Regions from separate parts of the Homo sapiens genome. Here region 1 is linked to region 2. Evidence: chromatin contacts called from ENCODE Hi-C or POLR2A ChIA-PET data. All regions are on one chromosome and are shown on one strand. The core of a region is the stretch at or near the end of the contact, and the rest is flanking DNA. Distances in the headings are between cores, read along the strand shown.

Evidence for each region. Hi-C counts contacts between places; a loop is a spot of excess contacts on that map. ChIA-PET counts read pairs that join two places held with the same protein, here RNA polymerase II (POLR2A). Pooled maps may share reads with other maps.
Region 1: a loop to region 2 is called in a map of B cell, with 27 times the contacts of the local background. The contact joins the promoter of CACYBP here to the promoter of SCYL3 in region 2. A Hi-C loop is called at or near these places in 3 of 168 maps with a recorded cell type or tissue (B cell, CD4-positive, alpha-beta memory T cell and naive thymus-derived CD4-positive, alpha-beta T cell) and 11 of 50 pooled maps. POLR2A ChIA-PET finds 5 or more read pairs at or near these places in 2 of 52 experiments (BJ and CD4-positive, alpha-beta T cell).

The regions. Positions count from the first base shown.
Region 1 is chr1:174,998,317-175,001,322 of GRCh38, reverse strand. It overlaps CACYBP (calcyclin binding protein), which reads right to left and starts at 1,376. Exons shown (of 6, transcript NM_014412.3): 1 at 1,128-1,376. The coding sequence starts at 1,142. It overlaps LOC105371622 (a long non-coding RNA gene), which reads left to right and starts at 1,677. Exons shown (of 2, transcript NR_188647.1): 1 at 1,677-1,728. RefSeq lists a silencer at 1,356-1,475 and enhancers at 1,506-2,015, 1,567-2,103, 2,046-2,255.
Region 2 is chr1:169,892,105-169,895,325 of GRCh38, reverse strand. It overlaps SCYL3 (SCY1 like pseudokinase 3), which reads left to right and starts at 1,430. Exons shown (of 13, transcript NM_020423.7): 1 at 1,430-1,538. RefSeq lists enhancers at 1,003-1,412, 1,087-1,674, 1,675-2,262 and silencers at 1,613-1,692, 1,933-1,992.

The DNA of each region.
Region 1 (3,006 bases), core at 127-2,626, 5.1 Mb before region 2:
AACAAAACAAAAATCAAGTGCCCTCAAATGTATATTTCTAAGTGCCTAAACTGAGAACGATCTCTACTTTCAAGAGGACTAACACTGAGCTATCCACCTGCAAGACTGTGAAGTTATCTCCTAGGGGCACATAGTACCCAAGACCTACCTTAAAAGACTTGTCACAAGATACCCAGATTAATACTGGAACACACAAACCTCATAGTTTTTCTTCATTTAAAGAAAAGATTTTGAGTTTAAAAAACAAAAACAAAACAAAACAAAAGCTTGGGACTCCCCAGTACTTGTTTTCATAAAGCAAATCTAGTTAATACACACCCAACACTTAACTGTGAATAACTGTCCCGTCTTCACCTCCCACTTACGCCAGGAAATGAGCAATACAAGTACTATCATTCCCATTTTCTAACTGAGCAAACTAAGTCTCCACAAAATTTAATTCTCCAACGTTCAGAGTTTACAGAGCTTTAACACAGGCCATTCGCTTTCTTACTATTAATTACAACTAACTTTCCAAGTTATTTATTTTAAAAATCACATACAGCAGATTGCTGTTTGCCAATCACTGACTTAAACACCTAGAAATCATATTTTTTAACAACCCTATGAAATGGATGCTACTGCGACACAGAGAAGCTAAACAACTTGCCCAGAGTAACACAGCTCCTCGTGTGTAGAGAAAACCTGACTAGGAGAATTCAAGTGCTAGCACTGAGAACTCACCTTCCAACCGCCCTCTACCAAGAACGACACTCATGTTTGCACCCAGCTTTGCTTGAATGAAGCTTCCTGTCCACTGGCTGGGAAACCAGGGCAGAAAGGGCCTGAGGAACACGCGCAAAGGGCCGCTCTCCCAGACCCACTCCCCGCACCGCCTGCACGGATAATCGCCGCACACCCCCGCTCGAGCCCAGCAGGCGAGTGGGGTGCGAGGTCGAGTGGAAGCGCTGGGGAGCCGACGGCGCAGCAAGGGGCGAGTGAGGTGTCCCCCGGGAAGGCGGCGCACTGACTGGCGCGGGACCGGGTGGCCGCAGGGCGGCTCAGCCCACGGAAACGGCGGTAGGGCGGGAGGCTGGCGCTGCAGCTCCAGCCGGGGGGCATAAGGAATATGGGGCCGGACCACTTACCTCTTCTGAAGCCATGGGGGCTGGGTCAGGCCGAAGTCCCGAGCTGCAGCCGCGCAGAAGGAGGAACAGGAAACCCCGCGCCGAGCCCTCAAACCGAGCGCAGACGCCTACCCGCACGAGTCGCGGCGCTGCAGCCTGCGCCCACACCGACCCTGCGCAAGATCGCGGCCCGCCTCCCGCACGCGACGGATCTCGAACCTTCGCGAGGCAGCCGCCGCCACCGCCCACCGCGAGCACGCACAGCCCGCCAAGCCTGGCTCCACCCACCCTTCCTCGCCTCGCCGAGCCTAGCCCCACCCCTCCCCGCCCCGCCGAGTCTGGCTCCGCCCGCCTGCCGAATCTCCTAGCAACGCTCAAGTCTCGCGAGCGAACCGGCAATCCGAGAAGAGTAATGTCTTGCTCTCCGCCCTGACAACTTTTATGTATTATAATTTGACCGCGCTGGGCCACGCTGCGCAGTCGCAGCTCGGAACCGCTGCGTTAACCCAGCCCCGGAAATAACGTACCGATCTTCGGAGTCCAAGTCGGAAGTTGACTAGAGAGTCACCTGCTTTCGTCCGCTCTAGGACACCAGACACACCAGGCCGCCATGTTGTGTAAGGTTAGTCTCTCAGCCTCCGCGAGAAGAAGGCGAAAAATGGGGAGGAGCAGCCTGGTTACTTTCAAACGAGAAAGAACGGATATGTTAAGCGTGGAGGGCTCCTAATGGTAGCGGTTTGATTTTCAGTGAGTTTGGCGCGGTGGAGACGTCACCGCGGTCTAACAGTTCCGACGTGGTGGCGTCATCACTGGCCGCCGTAGGAGGTGGAGCTACGTTGGCCTCGTGACCGGGCCCTGTAGCGGAAGCCCAGGTCAAGGCCCTAACAAAAGGGCCCGCCTATGGCCACAGTTTCAGGCCCTCCTTTCAGTCATGGACTGTTGAAGCACGATTTCCTGGTGCTTTCGCCCCTTTCACCGACCATTTCAAGAGTCCGTAGTTCTCGCCTGGGTTTGGATTCGGTATAAGTGAGCCTGTTTACCATCAAAGAAAATGGTGAAATGTCTTCTGGAGACGATGTTCTCTTCTGGTTCTAACCCTGTCACTCAGTGAGACCCCCAGAGAAGCCTAGTTTTCAGATTATTCTAGTCCTTGGCAGGCTCAAGATGTCAACAACACGGTTGGAAACAACCCCTGAGAGGTCACATAGCGCGCACTCAGCTTTACAGATCGTCCAAGGCAGCGACCCCTGAGAGGTCACATAGCGCGCACTCAGCTTTATAGATCGTCCAAGGCAGCAATTAGAATCAGCAACTCGGAGAGGAAAAAAAGCTGTTAGCGGAATGGAGGCTGACCATTATCTGTAGTAAAGAATCGGAAGTACAGTACAAAAATAAATTACCGAAACGCAACATGCGTGAATTTCACACAAAAAAATGAAGTTGAGGGAAAGAAGCCAGACATGGAAGAGTTCATATTGCGTGGTTCCATTTAAAAACTAGCCCATGGTGTTAATGAGCATAGTGGGGAGGACAATGACATGAAAGAGCCACCAGGGGGCTTTTGAGGTTCAGGTAATGTTTCTTGATTTGGACACTGATTATAGATAGGTGGGTTCACTTTAGAAATCTCATTGAGTTGTAAACGTATATTTATGTACGTAGTTTTTTCTGTAGATTATGCTTAAGGCCCGGCGAAGGGGAATTTGCCCAGGTAATGGAAATATTACACCGATACATAGAATTGTCAAAGTTCATGGGATGAACTCCTAAGAGCTGTGTATTTTATCGTATAAATTTTTTTAAGTGTCCAACCAATAGCCTGGAATTATTAAGTACATAATTAAATAAAAACAAATATCCCATGGACCTAATGCAGTGAACAGTTACCTCGTTCTCTTAA
Region 2 (3,221 bases), core at 181-2,680:
TCTGCCAGACATGTGGCAGCTTCTTCATCAGCAGATGTGGCCTCTCCAGTTATTTTTATGTTTTTCAGTCCAAACCTATTCCTGAATCTGTGTAGCCATCCCTTACTTGCAGTAAATAGCTTGGTGTGCCTAATTTCAGGGGATCCCTTTCTTAAGTCTTCCTATAGGCTCAACACTTTCTGGCAAAACTTACTGCGGTCAGCTGAAATACGTTTTCTGTTCATGTCTCCCACCCACAAATGTAATGCCTTTTCCGTCTTTTGCTGTTGCACCTCAAACTACAAAAGTTACAGCCACAGTGCATGATAGGTGCTTAGTTAACTAGCACGAATCTTTTTCCTTCTTCACAATTTCATGGATAATTTGTTCTTATCATAGATTTTGGCAACCTCAGCATATGACTCTTTTTCTTTCCTTATTAAGTCCAGAGCTTTCACCTTTTCATTTAAAGGAAGCACTTTACAGCTTCTCCTCGGCATATCCAAATTGTCAGCACAATTCCTGTGCTTTGCGGCCATTATTAAGTAAAATAAGGGTTACCTGAACATAAGCAGGTGGTATCTCTCATTATCTCTGCTATACTACGGGTGCATCTGTTAACCAAAGCAGCTACTGAGTGGGTAATGAGTGGATACTGTACACAGCGCGGCTACCTGCGACAGATGATTCGCGTCAAGGGTGGGACAGAGTGGATGGCCCGAGATTTAATCGGGCTACTCAGAATACAGGCGGTTTGAAACTTAAGAATTGTTTATTTCTGGAGTTTTCCATTTAACATTTCTGAACCAAGGTTTGACCACAGGTAACTGACACTGCAGAAAGCATGGAGGGGGGCAAAACTACTGCATTAATATTAAAATTTTCAAATATTACTTTTTGCTAAATGAAATGTGATTCAGGACCTTCCCTCTCAAAGATCAAGCGAGATCACCACGACCTCCGCCAGCAGCGGCTCTGCACGACTCCACCCTCGCAGCCCAGCCAATCAAAGCTACAGGTTGAGTGACGTCACTCTCCTGAAAGTCCTCGCTAATTCCCGTACTCCTTTTCTCCGCCCTGCACCTCTACTGTTTGCTACAAGTGGCCAGCAGCCATTTTGGATTTGGGCGGAAATGAAATTAAAACTGTGCTGTTAAAAGCCTAAAAATTCAAGTCAAGACAAACTTAAGCATTCGACCAACACATCTAGAAAGGGGGCATCTTCGTGGACTAACTAGACCACTGGGGCAGTGAGTGAAACTCGGTATCGTCGCGGCGCCCACACTTAAGATGGCACCGGCCTGAGACTCAGCTGTGCGGCCTCTCTACCTCGGTTCCTGGTTAGTTGGCCTCATTGGTGGCGTCGGAGGGAGGAAGGTGGGCCTTCTGTCCCGTTTCCGGACCCGTCTCTATGGTGTAGGAGAAACCCGGCCCCCAGAAGATTGTGGGTGTAGTGGCCACAGCCTTACAGGCAGGCAGGGGTGGTTGGTGTCAACAGGGGGGCCAACAGGGTACCAGAGCCAAGACCCTCGGCCTCCTCCCCCGCCGCCTTCCTGCAGGTAACAGGGAGCCCTGCGCTGCGCCCCCAGTCCTTGCAGGACTGCGCCGTGGGGGAAGGGGCCGGGCGGGGAGGAGGCGGCGGGCGCGCGCCCCGCTCGCGGGTCTGCGCTCTGGGGCCCGCGCGGGAGCGAGCTCGGCGCGGCGCCGGCGGCCGGTTGAGCTGTGCTCTCAGCTTCGGAGCAGCCTCCCCTTGCTGATTGTGGGGCGCCCTGTAATCTGCGCTTCGCGGGCGGCCCCCGACGGGTGAGGCGCCCGCGGCCAGAGCTCTCCAAGGCGGCCGCGGAGTCGGTCCTCGCAGGGAGGTGTGGAAGGTGAGGGGCCAGCGAAGCGAGAGCGGCGCCTCGGCCCTTCAGTGACCCCGCGGGGTCGCGGCAAGCAGGGCGAGGGTGCTCGGCTGGGCGGGTCACTGTCCCGGGGCGGCAGTGCCCGAGCCCGGGGGGATCCTGGGGGCGCGCCCGCCCTCGGGAAGGCGGCCTCATTCTTGATCCAAGACCAGTGCCCGTCCCCCAAGGCCCAGCTGGCTCCTGTCTTGGCATAGTGCTTTCTGTTTAGAATAAAGATGAAACATTTCTCGGAAGAGCATATTCAGGAATCCATGTGAAATTCTCGGAGTCGGGTCTCGAATTTTGGGGGTCACTGTTAACTGCTGTTTTTAGGGACCCATGTTCTTATAAAATGTATCTTGAGCTGAAATCACAATTATTTTGGTCCATAAAGACTTAATTGTGTATTGCTTGTCAGCTAGCAATGCTGGACTGAGTTCCGCAGAGGGAATATATACCTGAAACACGAAAGCAAGGGCCGGAGTAACGTTACCGCTGGATACCAGAATATCAGCCAGTACAGTGCATCCTTAATACTCAGAGTGCAAGCCATTATCTTTGGAACTTTCAAGCTAAGGGAGCTAGGACCAAGGTAGTCTCGAGTAATTGCTGGGAAAAGAAAATATTTGGTAGAAACATTTCCATAGAGCACACGGGTTTCTTAGTTGAGTGTATGAGTTGCCCTTTGACCTAGACAAGGGTTTTCTTAATCTACAAGCGGTCCAGAAATTTTATGTGCTGCCCAAGTAGGCAAAAGAGTGGAGGGAGATTATTAAAGGGAAGACTGATGCATATTCAAGTCAGAGACTGTCAACTCAGCATTTTATTATAGAGTGGAGATGCTAAGTGCTACGAAATACCTATTACGGGATACTAGGATATCCTTTTCTACCTTCTTGTGACTTTTTAATTTCAAAGCTAATGAGCAAGATTTTGTGTTTTCCCCGTCCTCAAAACAACAGGAAAGCATTTTGGAAGGCCAAGTGTTTTTCTTACATTTCAATAAATCAATTTTAGCTGAATTATCATTTTTAAAGCACTGGCGGGCATGGTGGCACATGCCTGTAATCTCAGCAACTAGGGAGGCTGGGGAGGGCAGGTAGCTTGAGCCCAGGAATTCCAGGTTACAGTGAGATAGGATAGCGCCAATGCACTCTAGGCCAGCAGCAACAGAACAAGACCATATCTCTATTTAAAACAAAAAACAAACAAAAAAACTTCTTCATATAACAGTATTTGTGCTTCTTTAGATATATTAGTGTGAAGAATTACTGCTTCAAAACATTCTCAAATTGCAATAATCAGCACACCTTTTTAATTTTCCCCCAATAAAGTTTGCACTGGGAACATACAATATAA